2 separate regions of the Homo sapiens genome follow, and region 2 is linked to region 1. Evidence: chromatin loops called from intact Hi-C (ENCODE). Cell type or tissue: natural killer cell. All regions are shown on one strand. Each heading gives the region's core, and the rest is flanking DNA. Links, peaks and the distances in the headings are about the cores only.

What was found. Peaks named below come from ENCODE experiments on the same cell type or tissue, not always from the same donor. Only the 100,000 strongest peaks of a DNase experiment are listed, where the experiment ranks them.
Region 2: a loop joins it to region 1, with 4 times the contacts of the local background. A loop is called at or near these places in 2 of 110 quality-filtered maps.

What each region holds. Positions count from the first base shown.
Region 1 is chr1:162,543,422-162,554,260 of GRCh38, forward strand. UAP1-DT (UAP1 divergent transcript) reads right to left here. Exons shown (of 3, transcript XR_426859.4): 3 at 9,132-9,224. Among named protein-coding and RNA genes, the nearest start is that of UAP1-DT, 13 kb to the right of the region's middle. In natural killer cell, for the core only: no CTCF peak of the experiment used is centred there; a DNase peak (open chromatin) is centred at 4,980; H3K27ac peaks cover 1,825 bases.
Region 2 is chr1:162,407,077-162,417,915 of GRCh38, forward strand. It overlaps SH2D1B (SH2 domain containing 1B), which reads right to left and starts at 5,060. Exons shown (of 4, transcript NM_053282.5): 1 at 4,807-5,060. The coding sequence starts at 4,940. In natural killer cell, for the core only: no CTCF peak of the experiment used is centred there; no DNase peak of the experiment used is centred there; H3K4me3 peaks cover 4,352 bases; H3K27ac peaks cover 7,485 bases.

The sequences.
Region 1 (10,839 bases), core at 1,633-9,632:
ATAGAGAGAGTTTAATACACCTAGAGCCAGCTAAACAGAAGACCGGAGTTTTATTATTACTCAAATCAACCTCCCTGAAAACTCAAAAATTCAGAGGCTAGCGCTTCTCAAGCATAATTTAGTGGGCATGGGGCTTTAGAAGAGGGAATACTGATTGGTGAGGATGCAATCATAGGAGTGTAGGAAACGGTCTTTTTCTGAGTCTGCTTCTGGGTGGGGGCCACAGAGGAGCCCCTGGTCTAGGTGGGGCCATCTGGTTGTCAGAAATGCAAAAGTCTGAAAAGACATCTCAAAAGGCCAATCTTAGGTTCTACAGTACTGAAGTTATTTACAGGAGTGACTGGGGAAGTTGCAAATCTTATGACCTCCAGAATAATGGCTGGTAATCATTTAACTGTGCTTACATCTTAGCAGAATTCAGGCCCCTCTCATCCTTGTAATCTGGTGGACTTTCATTGTTTTTTTTTTTTTTTTTTTGAGATGGAGTCTCGCTCTATCACCCAGGCTGGAGTGCAGTGGAGCAATTTTGGCTCACTGCAGCCTCCACCTCCCGGGTTCAAGCGATTCTCCTGCCTCAGTCTCCCGAGTGGCTGGGATTACAGGTGAGTACCACTACGCCCAGCTAATTTTTGTATTTTTTTAGTAGAGACGGGGTTTCACCATGTTGGCCAGGCTGGTCTCAAACTCCTGACCTAGTGATCTGCCTGCCTCAGCCTCCCAAAGTATTGGGATTACAGGCGTGAGCCACCGCACCCGGCCTTTCATTGGTTTTACTAAACTGGTTTAGTTTAGGGAAGGGCTATTATAATTTAAACTATAAACTAAAATTCTCCCCAGATTAGCTTGGCCCATGCCCAGGAATGACCAAGGGCAGTTTGGAGGTTAAGGCAGGGTGGAGTTGGTTAGATCAGATCTCTTTTACTGTCATAATTTCTCACCGTTATGATTTTTGCAAAGGTGGTTTTAGAGAAAGGAATGGGTGGTTCAAGTGGTAGTATTCAGAAAAATGGGCAGAATCACAAGGGAGGCAGATATTCCACCCCCACCCCTCAGCTGTCCATACCCAAATCCCTGGAACCAAGGAACATGTTGCATTACATAGCAAAAGGGACTTTGCAGATCCAGCTAAGGTTATGAACTTTAAGATAGGGAGGTGATCCTGGATTATCCCTGGTGATGGGGATGTGGGGAACATTCAGTTACAGGAGCCCTTAAAGCAGAGAACTTTTTCTTTTTTCTTTCTTCTTCTTCTTCTTCTTCTTTTTTTTTTTTTTTTTTTTTTTTTTTTTGAGATGGAGTCTCACTCTTGTTGCCAGGTTAGAGTTCAATGGCACGATCTCGGCTCACCGCAACCTCCGCCGCCTCCTGGGTTCAAGCAATTCTCCTACCTCAGCCTCCCAAGTAGCTGGAATTACAGGCATGCGCCCCCATGCCTGGCTAATTTTTTTTATATTTTTAGTAGAGACAGGGTTTCTTCATGTTGGGTCAGGCTGGTCTTGAACTCTCGACCTCATGTCATCTGCTTGCCTTGGCCTCCCAAAGTTCTGGGATCACAGGCGTGAGCCACCGCACCTGGCAAAGCAGAGAACTTTTATGGCCGGCCGTGGTGGCTCATGCCTGTGATCCCAACACTTTGGGAGGCTAAGGGTGGCGGATCATGAGGTTGGGAGTTCGAGACCAGACTGGCCAATATGATGAAACCTTGTCTCTCCTAAAAATACAAAAATTAGCCAGGCGTGTTGGCGCACGCCTGTAGTCCCAGCTGTTCAGGAGGCTGAGGCAGAGTAGTTGCTTGAACCTGGGAGGCGGAGGTTGCAGTGAGCCAAGATTACGCTACTGCACTCCAGCCTGGGCGGCAGAGCATGACTCCGTCTCAAAAAAATAAAAATAACTGGAGTCTCTGACTCCAGCTGGAGTCAGAGAGAGGTGGCAGAAGGGAAAGTCAGAGATTCAAATCATGAGAAGAACTCTACTTGCCATTGTTGGAAGAGGCCACATGCAAAGCATGAAAATAAATGTGGGCACCCTCTAAGAGCAAAGCCTGGCCCTGGCCTGACGGCAGCAAGGAAACAGGGACCTCAAGAAACCGAATATGGCCAACAACTTGAACAAGTCTGGACGTGTATTCTTCCCCAGGGCTCCATTAAGGAGCACAGCCGTCTGCCAACACCTCGATTTAAGCATTTTCTTTTCCTTTTTTCTTTTTTTTTTTTTTTTTTTTGAGACAGAGTCTTGCTCTGTTGCCCAGGCTGAAGTGCAGTGGCGCAATCTTGGCTCACTGCAACCTCCACCTCCCGGGTTCAAGCTATTCTCCTGCCTCAGCCTCCCAAGTAGCTGGAATTACAGGTGCCTGTCACTATACCCAGCTAATTTTGTATTTTTAGTGGAGACAGGGTTTCACCATGTTGGCCAAGCTGGTCTCAAACTCCTGACCTCAGGTGATCCACCCACCTCGGCCTCCCAAAGTGCTGGGATTATAGGCGTCAGCCACTGCGTCCAGCTGATTTTTGCCTTTTTGTACCCTAAGTAAAGGACCCAATTGAACTTACCCAGCTTCCTGATCCAGAGAAACTGTGATATAACAAATTTGTGTGGCTTGAAGCCACTATGTTTGTAGTATTTGTTACAGCATCTATGTAAAATGAATACATCCATCCATAGAACAAAGGGATTTTATAACATTTCTATCTGACAATACCTAATTCGTGATTTCATTAGCTCTTTATCTGTCAGAGATGTTAAAGAAATGATTCATGCATTGGTTGGGAGGTAGGATATGATGACTTAGAAAGTTTCTTCCAGGGGCCCGGCACAGTGGGTCGCGCCTGTAATCTCAGCACTTTGGGAGGCCGAGGAGGGCAGATCACGAGGTCAAGAGATCGAGACCCTCCTGGCCAACATGGAGAAACCCCGTCTCTACTAAAAATACAAAATAAGTTCAAGCAATTCTCCTGCCTCAGCCTCCCGAGTAGCTGGGACTACAGGTGCATGGCACCATGTCCAGCTAATTTTTTGTATTTGTAGTAGAGATGGGGTTTCACCATATTGGCCAGGATGGTCTCCATTTCTTTACCTCGTGCTCCACCTGCCTCAGCCTCCCAAAGAGCTGGGATTACAGGTGTGAGCCATCCTGCCTGGCCCATTATTGTCTTTTTGAGATGTTACTCTGCAATATTTATCTAAATGGGTGCTGGACAGAGTATTTACTGTTTTGGAAAATAAATGGTTGGATATATGAATTCAGTGATTAAGAGTATGAAATTTGTAGTAAGAGAGATGTGTTCATATTCAAAATCTGCCACAGTTGAGACCTTGAAAAAGCTACTTGACATTTCTCAGCCTCAGTTTATTGAACTATAAGATGAAAATAATATCAGGGCAGGGTATGGTGGCTCATGCCTGTAATCCTAGCACTTTGGGAGGCTGAGGCAGGTGGATCAGGAGCTTGAGACCAACCTAGCCAACATGACGAAACCCTGTCTCTACTAAAAGGACAAAAATTAGCCGGGTGTGTTGGCGCACACCTGTAGTCCTAGCTACTTAGATGGCTGAGGCAAGAGAATTGCTTGAACCCAGGAGGCGGAGGTTGCAGTGAGCTGAGATCACACTCCTGCACACTGCACTCCAGCCTGCGTGACAGAGCAAGACTCTGTCTAAAACAAACAAACAAACAAACAAAAAAACAAAATAATTATTAGAAAATTACCTTAACTTTTGTGGTAAAAAAATTTAAGCACATAATTGAAAATATTTCACATTGTTAATTTAAATGTAGGCTTTCCTTATTCTAATAATTATCCAAATCAGCTATAATCAGGTGCTGTATCAAAGAGTCACTCCAGCCTGGGCAACAAAGCAATACCTTTCTTTACAAAAAATAAAAAAAATAAAAATTAGCCAGGCGTGGTGGCATGCACCTGGAGTCTCAGCTACTTGGGAGGGTGAGGTGGGAGGATCACTTGAGCCCAGGAGTTTGAGGCTGCAGTGAGCTGTAATTGAGTCACTGCACTCTGACATGGGCAATATAGAACAAGAAAAAAAAAATTCACAACTGCCATTTGGAAAGTTCCATTTACTATATATTTTCATATTCCTAAATTGCTTTTTAGCAGTTTACTATTGTGTACTAAATTGTGGCCTAAAGTCATGTTTTTCTATGGCTAATAATAAATAACAATTTTAGACAGTTATTTAAACAAAATGGCTACCTCCAAACAAACTATCACAACTTTTTTTTGGGAGTTACAGTAGAACCGCATAAAACCTAATACTAATGGAATAATGTTAAATGATAAATAAATAAAGGACAAATTGATTTTTAAAAATACAAACAAATGCCGGGTGCTGTGGCTCACGCCTGTAATCCCAGCACTTTGGGAGGCTGAGGTAGGCAGATCACGAGGTCAAGAGATCAAGACCATCCTGACCAACATGGTGAAACCCTGTCTCTACTAAAATTACAAATATTAGCTGTGTGTGGTGGCATGCACCTGTAGTCCCAGCTACTTGGGAGGCTGAGGTAGGAGAATTGCTTGAACCTGGGAGGCGGAGGTTGCAGTGAGCCGAGATCACGCCACTGCACTCCAGCCTGGCAACAGAGAGATTCTGTCTCAAAAACAAACAAACAAAAAAACAAACACCATATATATAAAAAAAATCTGTAGATTTCCATCATGATGTAATTTAATGAGATAATCTGGTGAGGAAAAGAAAAAAGTCTGTATGTTTATTTCAGTCAAAAGGATTTATTTTATTCTTGGGTGGCCTGTTTATATTTTATCATGCATTCATTTTAACTGTTGAGAATACAGTGCAATGAAATATATTCCGTCAAAAGAAGAATCTAAATTGTCTCTTTAAAACAGCCTTACGATCATGACAAATCTAGTCAGAAGTTACTTCAGTGAGATGCCAGAAAGGTCTGGGCTCATGAGCAAACCCCAGGGCGTCTTTTCAAAAACTTGTGGGTGAGAAATGAGCTCAACTGGGGCAGGGTGTGGTGTGCTACGTGAAGTCAAGATTTCAGAGAAGACACTGTTCCTCTCTCTCCCTGGGGAGGAACACTGCCAAGGATAGTAAATAGTCTTTTAAAAGTACTTAGACTTTCAACTCTATAAGGAAAAATACTACCTTTAATAGGAATTGTTTTATGTGCCAGGCCCAAAAGGTGGCCTTCCTTTCTTCCTTATTCCCCCTCCCTCCTTCCCTTCTTTCTCTCCTTTGTATGTTTCGAATTTTAATGTTTATAATATCTGTAAAATTAAAAAATAATCTATTTTTTTCTTTTGAAAATCCTAAAAGCTTCAGGTCTTTAACTGATTTTTTTTTTTTTGCTTTTAATCTTTCTTTCATCACAAAAAGGAAAATAAAAAAGGAGTCTCAAGTAACACCAGCTTGGCTACTAAGGGACCCTTTGTGCCCCTGCTGGGTCAGCAAGGCCAATCAGAACAGTTTTATCACATAAGGGGCTGGTATTGTAGGAGGTGCAGGCCTGTCATATTAACTGTCTGTATTTTGTCCCACTTTATAGGCAGAGAAGACAAAATGGAGGCTTTTAAAAACCCTTCAGGGGATCTGGCACAGTGGCTAACACCTGTAATCCCAGCACTTTGGGAGGCTGAGGTTGCAGTGAGTCGAGATCACACCACTGGACTCCAGCCTGGGCAACAGAGTGAGACTCTGTTTCAAAAAAGAAAAAACGAAAAAAAAAAACAAGAAAAAGAAAAACCCTTCAAGGACTCCTCACTGCCCTCAGGACAAATTCTAAGCTCCAGTGTGGCTGGAGTCTGGTGAATCAGGGCAGGCTATGGAGAACATAAAAGGGAGAAGTTAGAGAAGGAGCAGGCCAGGTGGAGTGGGACAGCATAGATGACCTTGTGGGTCATTTGATGATTTTGCATTTTATTCTGGTTGAGATAGGAAGCCATCAGAGTGTTTTGAGCACAAGGGTAATATAAATCCACAGATCATCATTCTGGCTATTGTATTGAGAATGGCTTTAAGAAGGGCAAGGGGGCCAGGTGTGGTCGTTGACGCCTGTAATCCCAGCACTTTGGGGGGCTGAAGCTGGAAGATCACTTGAGCCCAAGAGTTCGAAACGAGCCTGGGCAACAGTGAGACCCCATCTCAATTTTTTAAAAAAAAAGGAAGAAAGAAAAGAAAAGATAAAAACAAGGGCAAGGGTAGCAGCAAGACTCGTTTGGAGGCCGTTATGTAATCCAGGTAAGAAATGATGATGGGAGAAAGTGATATTGAGAATTGGTCAGATTCTAGATGTACTTTGAACATAGAGCCTATGGGATTTGCTGTAGATTGGATCTGGTATGAGAAAAAGGAGTGAAGGATGACCCTAAGATTTTTTTTTTTTTTTTTTTTTGAGACGTAATCTCGCTCTCTCGCCCATGCTGGAGTGCAGTGGCGCAATCTCGGCTCAATGCAAGCTCCGCCTCCCAGGTTCACGCCAGTCTCCTGCCTCAGCCTCCCCAGCAGCTGGGACTACAGGCACACACTGCCACGCCCAGCTAATTTTTTAATTTTTAGTAGAGACGGGGTTTCTCTGTGTTAGCCAGGATGATCTCGATCTCCTGACCTTGTGATCCTCCCGCCTCGGCCTCCCAAAGTGCTGGGATTACAGGCGTGAGCCACCGCGCCCGGCCGACTCTAAGATTTTTGGCCTGAGAAACCATAGAGATAGGGAAGACTGAGGGAGGGAAGCAGGTAGTTTTGGAGGTGTATAGGAATCATTTGGGAATTCAGTTAAAGACATGTTAATTGTGTAAGTAAGTATTCAAGGCCGGGCATGGTGGTTTACACTTGTAATCCCAGCACTTTGAGAGGATGAGGCAGGTGGATCACTTGAGACCAGCCTGGGCAACATGGCGAGACCCCGTCTCAATTAAATTTTAAAAAATTAAATAATTCAAGCCCCAGAACGATGTCCTTGAGTGGGCATGAAAGGATGGGATCTAGCACACAGGTAGAGGGGTTGAACCATGGACAGTTTATCCTAAGCACATAGAGATAAGATAAAAATATGGGTGCAGATACAAGTACATGGGAGGGTGTGGTGGTGGGAACTTGTAAAAGTTCTCTTCTGATTGCTTTTGTTTTCTCAATGAAAGAAGCAAGGTTATCTGTTGAGAGTGAGCATGGGGGAGAAGATTATAGAGGCCTGAAGAAAAAAAAAAGATGTGAAATAGTCATCTAGGAGGATGGTAAAATGATATTTCTCTAGAGTAGACTAGAGAAATATAGCATATCATATTTCTGTGGTGTTCATGAATTTAAAGTCAGACGAGTCAGCATGATTGCACGTTTTTCTCCAATATGTTCATCTACCTGAGTATTCTCGTTCAGGGTCTCTCACAAGGCTGCAATCAAGGTGTTGTTGGCCCCGGGCTTACCTGGGTTTTCTGCTTCAAGGTCCCACCAGACTGTAGTCAAGATGTCAGCTTCACTGCATTCTCACCTGGAGGCTTGACTGGAGAAGACTCCAATTCCAAGCTCCCTCTGTTTCCTTGCATTTGCAGGATTGCAAATTTCAGGGTTTTGTTGTTGTTGTTTTCTTATTGTTTGTTTGTGTTTTTGTTGGCTGGAGGCCACTCTCAGCTCCTAGAAGCTGCATGCAGTTCTCTGCCATGTGGTCCTCCACAGGCCATTCACAACATGGCAGCTGGTTTCCTCAAGGCCAGCCGAATTGTGAAAATAGTTTGTTGGCAAGAAGGAGTCTTACATAATGTAACATGATCTTGGGAGTGACATCTACTCACCTTTGTCAAATAGCATAAAGTGTTCAGGGGAGTGAGTATCTCCTTTTCCATATTCTGTTAGAAGCAAGTCATAGGTCCTGCCTGCACTCAAGGAGAGGGGTTACACAAACCCCCTCCAAATGCACACCATTCTATTCTCAATACTTGGCACTCACAAGGCCAAACTTAGCAAATATATGTGTGTGTGTGTGTTTGTGTATACACACACATACAGGATTTGTTTTATGTGCCAGGCCCAAAAGGTGATTTCCTTCCTTCCTTCCTTATTCCCTCTCTCCCTCCCTCCCTCCTTCCCGCCTTCCCTTCTTTCTCTCCTTTCTTTCCATCATGAAGTTTTGTATATATATATACACACTCACACACACATATTTGCTAAGTTTAGCTTTGTGAGTATATATATATATATATATATACACACACACATACACACATATATAGGTGTATATATATGTATATAGTGAGATGGAGTCTTGCTCTGTCGCCTAGGCTGGAGGGCAGTGGCACTATCTCGGCTCACTGCAGCCTCTGCCTCCAGGGTTCAAGCAATTCTCCTGCCTCAGCCTCCCAAATAGCTGGGACTACAGGCACCTGCCACCACGCCTGGCTAATTTTTGTATTTTCAGTAGAGACGGGGTTTCACCATGTTGGCCAGCCCGGTTTCGAACTCCTGACCTCAAGTGATCTGCCCACCTCGAAGTTCTGGGATTATAGACGTGAGCCACTGCACCCAGCCAACAAATATAATTTTTTAAACAAAAACTTACAGAGCTCTTATTCTGTGTCAGAAACTGCTCTAAACACTTTATAAATATTAATCTTCACGGCAACTCTAGTCGGTAGGTCTTTTTATTAAGTAGGTCTTATTTCTTTTTCTACATTAATTTTTTTTTTTTTTTTTGGAGAGACAGGGTCTCACTATGTTGCCCAGGCTAGCTCTCGGATTCCCAGGCTCAAGCAATTCTCCTGCCTCGGCCTACCGAAGTGCTGGGATTATGGGTGTGAGCCACCACGCCAGGCCTGATAGGTTTTATTTATGTCTGCATTTGGGAATCAAGGCATGGAGACATCAGTTAACTTGTTGAAGGTCATAGTAACTGCAGAGCCAAGACTCCAACTCTTGTAGTCTGGCTTCAGAGTTCATATTCTTACCTATTATGCTAAGCAGTTAATGACAAATTAAATGAATAAATAAATGCTTTGGGGGGACACAGGAAATAATTACCCAGCAGCTCTGAGAACCCAAGGAAGTTTTGAAACCACACTTTTGTAATTCAATTTTTTTCTTTTTTTGTTTTTGTAATTCAATTTTGATGTCAAGCCAGTTAGCACTGCCAGAGACTTTTGTTGCAACATCGGTTCTTTCTTCCACTAATATTCAGTAACACAGGCCAAGGGGAGATATGAGGTCTGGAGCAAAAAATGTTGAGGAAGTTTTTGCTGTGCCTAAGATATTACCTGGAAAATAAAAACAAAGTTAATTTGTTGTCTATTCATAAAGAAGGAATAGGTGACCAGGAGATATCTCCAACAAAAATAACTTGTGGTATATCGTATGTGTGAGAAGGATAAGAGATAAAATGCACAATAAATTCAGACATGTTCACTTAGAGTAGAGCTGAAAAACTATATTATGAAAATTGTATTCTGAGAAATCATCCACATCTGAGAAACCATCTTGTGGAAGGTCAACAGCCCAGCAGAGATGGATGGCTGAACAATGACCAAATAGGTGGAGAGCAGGTTTAGAATAAAGTATGCTGCCCTTCTGGTTTCAATGTAGGTCAGAGGCCATTCTAGGCTAGGTTTTTGAGGAATTTCCCTTGCAGAGAGTAACACTGTGTGGCTGCCTGCATTAGAAAGATCCAGCCAAGGCCGGGTGTGGTGGCTCACGCCTGTAATCTCAACACTTTGGGATGCCAAGGTGGGTGGATCGCTGGAGGCCAGGAGTTCGAGACCAGCCTGGACAACATGGCGAAACAGTCTCTACTAAAAATACAAAAAATTAGCTGGGCGTGGTGGCAGGCGCCTGTAATCCCAGCTACTTGAGAGGCTAAGACAGGAAAATTCCTTGAATCTGGGAGGCAGAATTTGCAGTGAGCTGAGACTGTGCCACTGCACTCCAGCCTGGGTGACAAAGTGAAAATCCATCTCAAAAAAAAAAAAAAAAAAAAAGAAAGATTCAGCCAAGTGGGCTCTCAAGAGTATGCATTAAGTATTTGACCTAGGACTCATAATGGTTACAAGCCATTTAGTTTTAAGAGAAGAAAATATATTGGAATAATTGATTATGGTGGTTGAGGTTTTTAATGACTGGATTATTTTTACACTCATTACCTTCAGAGGATCTCTGTTATATGGCAATAGATTGACTTCTGATCCTCCTGTTTTTTCTTAACTACTTGTTCTTTCCTTTAGTTAATCTCTTAACTTATGAGAAATTTTGTCTCCTTATCTATGAATTAAGGGAGGTGAACCAGGTAATTTCCAGTCAACAACACAGGAATAAAATTTCAAGTCCACTCCTCCACACTATAAAGACCATACCTCAGTGTGGAATCCTGTGGTTGTGTACCTCCTGTAATTATCACACATTGATACTCTCAATTTTTATTTCTTTTCTTTTTTTTTCTTTTTTTTTTTTTGAGACAGAGTCTGGCTCTGTTGCCCAGGCTGGAGTGCAGTGGTACAATCACGGCTCACTGCAGCCTCAAACTCCAGGGCTCAAGTGATCTTCCCACCTCAGCCTCTGGAGTAGCTGGGACCACAGGCATGTGCCATCATGCCTGGCTAATTTTTGTATTTTTTGTAGAGGCAGGGTTTTGCCATGTTGCCCAGGCAGGTCTCAAACTCCTGAGCTCCAGAGATTGGCCCGCCTTGACCTCCCAAAGTGCTGGGATTACAGGTATGAGCCACTGTACCTGGCACACCAATACTTTCTTGCCCACTTTCTCTCCTGTTCATTCCATTTTGTTATTTATGTGATTCTTAGGTTATAATCAGTTTTGAGAGGTTGTACATTTACTCATCTTTGTATATCATCCCCAGCATCCTACACACTGTAGATGCACAA
Region 2 (10,839 bases), core at 889-8,888, 140 kb before region 1:
CTCCTTCTTTTATTTCTAACCTTCCTCACAGTATTTTCATCACTAAATATTTAGCTCTGTGAAAGTCCTGAAGTATCGGGGGAACCAGCCCCCAATATTTCAACGTAGGTTCTTTTCTATTCTCCCTAAGTGTCGGCCAGTCTAAGAAATAAAGGGAAAGAGTACAAAACAGAGAAATTTTAAAGCTGGGTGTCCAGGGGAGACCCATTTTAATGCAGCAGAGAAGAAGGGGACACTGCATATCAGAGTCCACTCCCAAGCCCTCAGGTCCCCTGCTTGGGCATTTTATAACACAGATCCAAGGTGATTACCTGAAACATATTTCAGTGAAGCTGGGGACATTGGTAAGAGAGGGAATGTAATAACATATTAGCAATTTGGCCCTAGGCAAGCTATTAAATAAGAAGCTACAGTTTATTTTCTCACAAAATAGTGATCATGTCGCCTACCGCAAAGGGATTGCAAATGACAAATAAGATAATGCATGTACCATGCTTAGCAAAATGTTTGGCTCATAGATAATACCTACATGGTAACTTTTTCTGTGTCAGTGAAGACAAGCAGGCTAACACTTGTATCATAATAGTAATTCTTGCTTTGCTTGCAAAGGGTTGTATCTTGAAGCATGAATTGGTTGATGTGACCTCTTCAGAGAAACCTTTCCTGTACCCAATGGAAAGCAGCAGCTGTGTCTCTCCCTGTCATATGACTCTGTTTCATTTTCATCATATTTTCTCCTCTTACTGAAATTAACTTCATGAGGGCAGAAACATTGCCAGTAGTATTTATCACTGTATTACCAATGCTTAGGACCACGCATGGAACATAATAAGTGCTCAGTATATGCTTGTTGAATGAATGAAGGTTCCACTTATTCTCCTAAAGTCTCAGCTCCAATATCTGGTTCTCCCCTTTTTGCTGTCAGCTCTACAGTGCCCTAATGATAGTCCAATCATCATAATTATCACATGCATCACTGTGTCTGTTTACTTCTTTATTTTCCCCACTAGGCTCTGAGTTGTGTTGAAGGCATCAACCGAGTGTCTAGCACACTGTCTGACATATGAGAGAATTCAAATATTTGTTGAACAACTAGAATTTAATAGTCCATACTTATCTGTATGATAATACATTTTTACAAGGCCCTATGAGGAGATAGCTTCAGGGGTCACTTGACCTAAGCCTTAAGCCTGAGGGTGAATGAAATGTTGTTTGCCTTTCAGTGACATGTGTAGGGAGGTGGGTGAGACCTGATCATGTGCAGGGGCTTAACAAATATTTATTTTTGCCTCTCCACTTGGTTTATTTTCATTTTTTAGCTTCTCTTTTTTTCTCTTCTTTTTTTTTTTTTTTTTGAGATCAAGTCTCGCTCTGTAACCCGGCTGGAGTGCAGTGGTGCGATCTTGGCTCACTGCAACCTCCGCCTCCTGGGTTCAAGCAATTCTCCTGCCTCAGCCTCCTGAGTAGCTGGGACTACAGGCGCATGCCACCACACCCAGCTAATTAGTTTTGTATTTTTAGTAGAGACAGAGTTTCACCATGTTGGCCAGGATGGTCTCAATCTCTTGACCTAGTGATCTGCCCGCCTCGGCCTCCCAGAGTGCTGGGAATACAGGTGTGAGCCACCACGCCTGGCCCATTTTTTAGCATCTCTTAGTGACCTTTGCTTTAGATGAATATGCAAGATGGGCTGATGCACCACAGAACAGTTGAGAATAAATATCAATTTTCAAAGAGAATCCCAATATAGGCTGGGTGCAGTGGCTCATGCCTGTAATCCCAGCACTTTGGGAGGCTGAGGTGGGTGGATCACTGGAGCCCAGGAGCTCGAAATCAGCCTGGGCAACATAGCGAGACCCCATGTCTACAAAAAATTTAAACATTAACCAGGCATGGTAGTGCGCACCTGTAGTCCCAGATACTCAGGGGGCCTGAGACAGGAGAATCTCTTGAACCCAGAAGGTTGAGGTTGCAGTGAGCCATGATCGCACCACTGCACTCCAGCCTAGGAGCTGGAGTGAGACCCTGTCTAAAAAAAAAAAAAAGAAAGAAAGGAAGGAAGAGAATCCCATATTGACCATATACCCTGAGATCCTGGCCAAGGTCTGTCCTTGCACCTTCTTGTTTTTTCCCTTCCCACTGCTTGCCCCAGCACAACTAGCTCTTCACCGTCTCCCGTCCAGAGACACAACAGTTTCTGTTGCCATCATTTCCCAGCTTCATTGTGTTCTCCACGTCAAATTGAAGTTCCTAAATTCACCAGTCTTTTCACTTCCCTGCTCAGAAACCATCCATGTTTCCCTGTTATCTATAGAACCATTCTTTTAAAACTCCATGATCTTATCCCACCCTCCTTTTCCAAAAGCTGGTTTCCAAACTACATTTTAGGAACCTTGTATGTAAATCCTTTAAAATATCCCACTTCTAGACTCCTGTTCCTACCTCCTCCCCTTCCTAAAATGCCCTCCATCCCATTTACATGTAAGCAGATCTTTTCCACTCTTTGTTTATTTTATTTGAGATGGAGAGTCTTTCTCTGTCTCTCAGGCTGGAGTATAATGGCGCGATCTCGGCTCACTGCAACCTCTGCCTCCTGGGTTCAAGCGATTCTCATGCCTCAGCCTCCCAAGTAGCTGGGATACAACTGCACCCACCATGCCTGGCTAATTTTTGTATTTTTAGTAGATGGGGGTTTCATTATGTTGGCCAGGCTGGTCTTGAACTCCTGACCTCAGTGATCAGCCCACCTCAGCCTCCCAAATTGCTAGGATTACAGGCATGAGCCACCGCGCCTGGCCAATATATATTTTTCTTTAAATGGTACTGTTGGATGTAGATATGAGAGAAATAGCCTGTATCTCCAGTACCATTTAAAGAAAGAAATATGTCCCTGTGTATTCTATTAGTAATGACAATCACTTTTGTCTATAATCAGACTTCTGAGCCTATTCCAAGGCCCATTTGTGTACTTCCTTGTAAAATCCAGTTTTAGCAAAGAACCCTACTAAGTCAGTTTGGCAAGGACCCCTCACCCTAGCTATCTGATCACTGTTGGATTCTGATCAGATTCCTCATCCTCCACCATCCCCCAGGCAACATCTGATCACCCGGGCCTGTCTTCAGCTACAATTCTGTTAGGCTGGTTTAGCCAGAATCCACTTTACCCCTGATGTTTCCTCCGAGTAATTTTCTGTCTACCGACAGCCACACTGCTCCTTGGCCATAAATTCCCACTTGTCCATGCTGGATTCAGAGTTGAGTCCAGTCTCTTTTCTGTGCCGCAAGAGCTCATTGCAGTGGTCCCTGTACCTTTGTGATGATCCTGAATAAAGTCTTCCCAACCATAATTTAACAAGTGACATTGAGTAATTTTTTTCTTTAACAAGAGACATTTGGATTTTAATTTCTGTTACAGGTATAATAAAAGGTTCAGTGGTCCCTACTTTACAAAGAGGAACATACATAAAGATAGGAGGTTTCTAGTGATTTCTGTTCAGGATTGCTTTCTAAACTGGGCATAAACAAGTTCCTTCAGCTAGGTCTCTTTGATACTGTGGCCTGGAATTTGTTTTTCTTTTTCTTTTTTTTTTTTTTTTTGAGATGGAGTTTTGCTCTTGTTGCCCAGGCTGGAGTGCAATGGCACAATCTCAGCTCACTGCAACCTCCACCACCCGGGTTCAAGTGATTCTCCTGCCTCAGCCTCCCAAATAGCTGGGATTACAAGCATACGCCACCACACCTGGCTAATTTTGTATTTTTAGTAGAGACGGGGTTTCTTCGTGTTGGTCAGGCTGGTCTCGAACTCCCGACCTCAGGTGATTCACCTGCCTCCGCTTCCCAAAGTGCTGGGATTACAGGAGTGAGCCACTGTGCCCAGCCACTCTTTTTTCTTTTTTTTGGACAGAGTCTCACTCTATTGCCCAGGCTGGAGTGCAGTGGTGCAATCTCAGCTCACTGCAGCCTCTGCCTCCTGGGTTCAAGTGATTCTCCTGTCTCAGCCTCTCAAGTAGCCAGTATTACAGGCACACGCCACCACACCAGGTTAATTTTTGTATTTTTGGTAGAGATGGGGTTTTGCCGTGTTGGCCAGGCTGGTCTCAAACTCCTGACCTCAAGTGATTCACCTGCCTCAGCCTCCCAAAGTGTTGGGATTACAGGCATGAGCCACCATGCCCAGCCTGGAATTTCATGTTTAACTTAGACTCTGGAAATTCCAAATGAGTTTTAACACAAACAAATTATTTGAGAAATTCAGGTCTCTGTTTCTTTACCTATGAAATGGTGACTGCTTATGCTTGCCTTGATAGACTACTAGGATGAAAGGAAATGACGAATATTGAAGTCCTTCACAAATCTAACAAAATGTGAAATATGATTGTATTTATAGTTTACGTATTGCAAGCAGATGCTGCAGAATAAGTGTTTCAGATTGAAATTTCTTGAAGAACCCCTAGCCTTTTCCATACCAAATAAACAGATCTCTGGAGGACAGGACCTCTGACATTTGTACCTTCTTTCCATCCCTCTGTACCCCTGTACTTCCTGCAGCCCTTCCCTTCACCACCACCATGTCCCTCCTGCTGCTGCAGAGTCTGCTTGCAGGGCCTTTACACCAGGGAGAGCAGGCAGATGGAGGAGCATGGACAGATACATTCCTCTCCTGGCAGTGTCCATTACTTCTCATTCTACTCATTGAGACTCCAAAGTCAGAGTGAAATACTGAGGGATATGAATTCCTGTACTGTGTGGCAGCCATTGCCACATTCAACATACGATGTCAGATGTGTGCAAGATGAGGCTACTCACGAGACACAGAGGCACAGGACTCCTGGTATCGACTCGCTGTCTCTTAAAAGAAAGTTGCCATCCACCCCTTCCTTGAGCAGCAAGGTCTCACAGTCTTGCTTGGTCAGACGTCCATGGTAGTAAGGCAGATCCATGGAGAACGCTCTTGTATCCCAGGAAGCCCTGTTGGCCTGAAATTCACCCCCAAGTCAAGGGACAGCTCTGAGGAGAGATGTGTAAGCAGCTGTACCTCCTGTGGAGCTACCTCTTCCTCTAGCGGTCTGTGGGACTCAGCCAGCTTCACAAGATTCAGGAAATGAGGAGGGCGGGGTGATAAAATGACCAACACTTTTCACCCTCTAAATGGCCCACATGTGACTCACAGAAGTAGGTAAAGCACATTTAAACACACAATGGAATCAGTGATGCTCATGGCTAGGGAGGCAATGCTGAAGTCAAGCTTCCTGGAACTGTGTTGCAGCCTTGTATATTACCATGGACTATCATCAACTTCTTTGGCTACTGGTATCCTTTCCAGGAAGCACACCGCTGCTTTTGCTGTAATGGTACCCATTTTCTGCTGAAGTTGCCTAGGATTGGGCTATGCTTAGCTTAGACTGGGTGCTCAAAAACCATTTGGATGCTGAGAGAATTGATATGCTCAGATACAATGGGAAAATTGAAAGGGTGGGATTTCCGTGGATCAAATGACACTAAAAATGGAAGACATTAATGGCAATAAAAAACAGTGGGACACTGTGGATGAGGACAGCCCATTCCATGGCTAAGGCTCCCAGCCACTGGTGAAAAAAGGCCATTTGAACACCCTCAAGCATTGTTCCTTTTGGAGAAAGGGCTGGTGTAGGTGGGAGGGATATCTGGGTATACTCATATATCTACAGAAAATCACTATATATATCTCAAAAATGTTATCTATGAAAATAGAACTATGTGCTAACGATTCATCTTTACTTCTCTTAACTTCTTCTTTTTTTTGTTTTCTTCATCTCCGTAGTACCTGGAGATCTTAACTTCTTCTTAACCTAGATGTTTATTTCACCTTGCTACTTTGCTTACCAGCTGTTTACTCACAGTTGGGTGTATCTTCTATGGAACTTCCTTGTAACAGATCTTTGTTCTTCCTTGGAATTCCCACTCTGCATTTGGCATAGTGCAGTTTCACTGATCAGGGAACTCGTTATCAGACAGATATGCTCTCAAATAGCAACTTTTCTTCTGTGGTTTTGGACAATTCATTATTCAATTCTCTGGAAACTATGGCAGTTGAAGACAGAGTTGTTAATAATGAAAGAAGAAATTTGGTATTTCTTGTGAATAAATTCACAATCGTGGTGTAAAGATGCTTTTTGACATAAGAGAGGAAATAACTGAAAGCATGCTCAGGCTCTTGGTCATCACAGGGGCTTCCTTGCCCTTTTTGCTGTTTCAAAATCCAACCCTCACAATAAAAGAAATGCAAATTACCTGCATGCTGAGATAACAACTCTCACCTATCATATGGGTGAAAATCAAAAGTTTGAAAGCTTATTGGGTTGGTCATGGTGAAAGAAAATAGAATATCTTGTATATCATTAGTTGGAATAAAAAATAGTTACAACTATAGTAAAAGATGGTTTGGCAATATCTTGCAAATTTATGTATGCCTTCACCATCTGATAGAACAATCTCAGTTCTAGAAATCTGTCACAAAACTACACAGGCAGAATTAGAAAATGACTTGTGAATAAGGTAGTATTTTTTAATAGAAAAAGATTACAAACAACTCAAAGACTTGTGAATAGAGGGACAGGTGAATAAACTGTGATTCATGTATACAATGGAATATTACTATAGAATAATAAAATGGGATTGAGGAAGATCTCTATATGCTGATATGCAATAATCTTCAGGATGTATTTTTAGGTGAAAGCAGCAAGATGCACAATAGTATATAGAGTATGGGGGATATAAATAAATATATACATTTATAATATTTGCTCATATTTAAAAAACAAACGAAACACCCACTGGAAGAACAAAACTAAAACTAATTAAAACTAAAAACTTCTGCCTCTAAGAGGAGAGCGGAAACATGCATAGAGGTGAGACTTCTCTCAGTAAAACTTGCTGTAGAGTTGTTGGTTTTTTGTTTTGTTTTGTTTTGAGACAGAATCTCACTCTGTTACCCAGTCTGGAGTGCAGTGGTGTGATCTCGGCTTACTGCAACCTCTGCCTCCCTGGTTCAAGCAATTCTCCCACATCAGCCTCCCAAGTAGCTGGGACTACAGGCACGTGCCACCATGACTAGCTAATTTTTGTATTTTTAGTAGAGACAGGGTTTCACCATGTGGCCCAGGCTGGTCTCAAACTCCTCACTTCAAGTGATCTGCCTGCCTCGGCCTCCCAAAGTGCTGGGATTACAGATGTGACCCACTGCGCCCAGCCTGCTGTGGAGTTTTGAATGTAGAATCATGTAATTGTTTTTTTGTTTTGTTTTGTTTTGTTTTGAGACAGAGTCTCACTCTGTCGCTCAGGCTGGAGTGCAGTGGTGCGATCTCGGCTCACTGCAAGCTCTGCCTCCTGGGTTCATGCCATTCTCTTGCCTCAGCCTCCCGAATAGCTGGGACTACAGGCCCCTGCCACCACGCCCAGCTAATTTTTTGTATTTTTAGTAGAGACGGGGTTTCACCATGTTAGTCAGGATGGTCCCAATCTCCTGACCTCGTGATCCACCCACCTCGGCCTCCCAAAGTGCTGGGATTACAGGCGTGAGCCACAGCGCCCGGCCATAATTGTTTTACACATTGAAAATAAACAAGTAAAAGGGTATTCCTAAAAGGAGGAATAAAAACTAAAATAATGTATCTAACTGAACATTACTTTGGTAATATAATCATAAAGAAAATTATTTCAACTGACTTTAGAATGTAGAATTTGAGTGAACAGTTTTAATTAAATATCTTGTACATTAAATAAACTAGCAAATAAATTTAGTGATAATTTGGTGTAATTTAAATATATTTAACTCATATTATAAGATAAACAAAAATCATACTGATATTAACATTTTAAGAACTAAGTAAGGTAAACAACTGTACCAGTTTGCTTATGTCTGAGGGGTTTCCCAGTATCTACGACTTTCAGTGTTAAAGACAGATGAGTCCTGGGAAAATTCTAGAATCAAGATTTTTTTTCAGTATAAGAAAAGAGATACACATATAAAAGCAAAGAAGTTAAATAAAATTTTTGATGCTAAATTTGAATTGGAAATATCAGCATGGATTTACAACTTGCTTTTCAACAAAAGGCCTAAAACAGGGGCCAGCAAACTTTTTCTTAGGCATTGCAGGCAATAGTCTCTGTTGCAACCATTCATCTCTGCCATTGTAGTGTAAAAGCAGCACTATGGGCTGTAGTTTGCCAATCCCTAGCTAAAACAATGAAAACTTGGTAGCAATGAGCACACCTAGGGATAAGGCTATGGTCTCTAAATACCACTTCTCCTATAAAAGAAGCAAGAACTTTTTAGAGAAATGGCTGAATTCATGCCAGGGACATATAAGTGTGTCAGTGAAGACTGAGTCATGTCAAAGGACATAAGACCCAATATGGAAAAATTTAAGTATCAAAGGAATAATGATTGTGGTTGATCAAAATACGTTGAATTTATATTATCCAGTAAAAGATCAACCTTGCCCAAATATAGATGTAGCCCTTTGTCCTAGCTCCTTGGAGAAAAGCTTTAAGCTCTTGGAATCCAGTGTATGGGACATTCAGTAGAACAAATAATGTGGTGTCTTCATAGGTTGTAAAAACTGAGTCAGATAGTTGGGTGAGAACTGCTCTAGGTTAAAAAGATGGTTATGCAGCATGAAACCAATGCTAGATGACATCTTGTTTGGATCTTGGCTTGAAAAAACCAAATACCAAAAATTTAGTGCTGGGGGAAATTTAAGTATTGATTTGATATTAGATAGTGCGTGTAGCAATGGCATTATGCTTTTGTGAATATAACTTTTAGAGATACGTATTGAAGTGTTATGTCTGATACTGGGTGATTGTGTGTGTGGTTCATTATATTAATGTCTCTTTTTGCATGTGTTGTAAAGTTTTAATAGTAAAAATATCTTTCCATTCCCATATTATTCTGATCCCATGTCACCTTTAAGAATAGCTCCACAGTACACAGGAATATCTTCAATTTCTTGCGTGGGTCCCCTTTCTCTCATCCACAGAAACAAAAACCTAGCACTATGTTTGTAGAACATGACCCTATTCTTCTGGCCATGGGTGATTTGATCAAGGATAGGCCTCCGACCTAAGATAAGTTAATCACAAACCCTTATCCAGGAGTTTAGAGAAAATGGGGAAATGAAGGAAATGAGAGAGAAAAAGAGAGAGAGATGAAAGGAAGGAAGGAAGGAAGGAAGGAAGGAAGGAAGGAAGGAAGGAAGAAAGAGAAAGAAAGAAAGAAGAGAAAGAGAAAGAAAGAAAAAGAAAAGAAAGAGAGAAAGGGAAGGAAAGAAAGAGAGAAAGAAAGAAGAAAGAGAGAGAAAGAAAGAAAAAGAAAGAAAGAAAGAAAGAAAGAGAAAGAAAGAAAGAGGGTAGGGGGCTGGGATGGGTAGGAAATGGGAATGGAAATTAATTCTCTAGGAATGGCTGTGTAACAGGTACATTTTTACACTGTATACTGGTGGCCATATCCCAGCAAGCTGTCAGGAGAAGAGAACTGGTCTGCAAAATGAGGAATGAAGTGGACACATGAAAAAAAGCAGAGTCAAAAGATAGTCTCACTTGGATTTTCCATGGGTTTTCATTCCAGGATTCAGTGATTTCTGAGGTCTGGCTACATGCTTGCCCTTGAGTTTTTTTGTCATTTTAATAGATTTCCCTTTTGTCATAAGCTAGTTGGCATTTGTTTTTGTTATTTTCTACTAAAGATGTCAAATAAATCCAGCCTTACAGATAAAATTCTGTTCTCAAGACCAAGGAAGCATGAGGCCAAATGTGAATCACAGTGTTGTTCTGAGTGAAAAGTCACGTAGAAACTGGACAGTGTGGTGTCAACCCCAGAAAGCCCAAGATCACAAGATCATCACTGACCACAGCAGCATGGCAAATGCTTGTGTTGTGCTTGTTAAAAGATGCCTGATGGAGGGCAACAGTGTAGGACCTCCCACTTCATTCCTACTGTCTTATCGTAGGAGATAGCACTTTGTCTATCTCCTTAAAGAGCTAACTCATTGCATCACCATCATTCATTGAACATACTTTATAGTGGGACCCCAATATTCTTGGAATCTCCATGACTCTAAGGGCAGAACCGCCTATGTGAGAGGCAGTGTGGTGTGGGGGCTTCAGCAAGAGGCCTTGCCACCTGTTCATTCTTGCACTGCTACAAAGAAACACCTGAGACTGGGTAATTCATAAAGAAGTTGAATTGGCTCACAGTCCACTGGTTATGCAGGAAGCATGGAAGCATCTGCTTTTGGGGACGGCTCAGAGAGCTTTTACTCATGGTGGAAGGCAAAGAGGGAGCAGGACTGAGAAGGGGGAGGTGTCACACACTTTTATACAACCAGATCTCACAATAACTCACTCACTATCACAAGAACAGCACCGAAGGGATGGTGCTAACCCATTCATAAGAACTCTGCCCTCATGATCCAATCACCTCCCACCAGGCCCCACCTCCAACAATGGGGATTACAATTCAATATGAGATTTGGTGGGGACATAGATCCAAACCATATCACCACCAGACTGCCTGGATTTGAATTCCAATTTCGCTACTCAGTGATGAATGCAAACTGCCTAGCTTTTTGTGCCTTTGTTTTTCAGAAAATGGAGACGATCATTATAATGACCATATAGAGTTGCTGAGAGGATTATATACATAATGCAGCTGGCACGTAGTTAGGGCTTGGTTTTCTATTATTGTTCATATCTGAAAGATTCCACACAAGATGGCCCCTGTTTTGTCTGGATGGTGATATGTCTGCATGGGAGGCCTTGACCTTTGGCAATCATTCTGGAGCCACAAGAGTGTCAGCC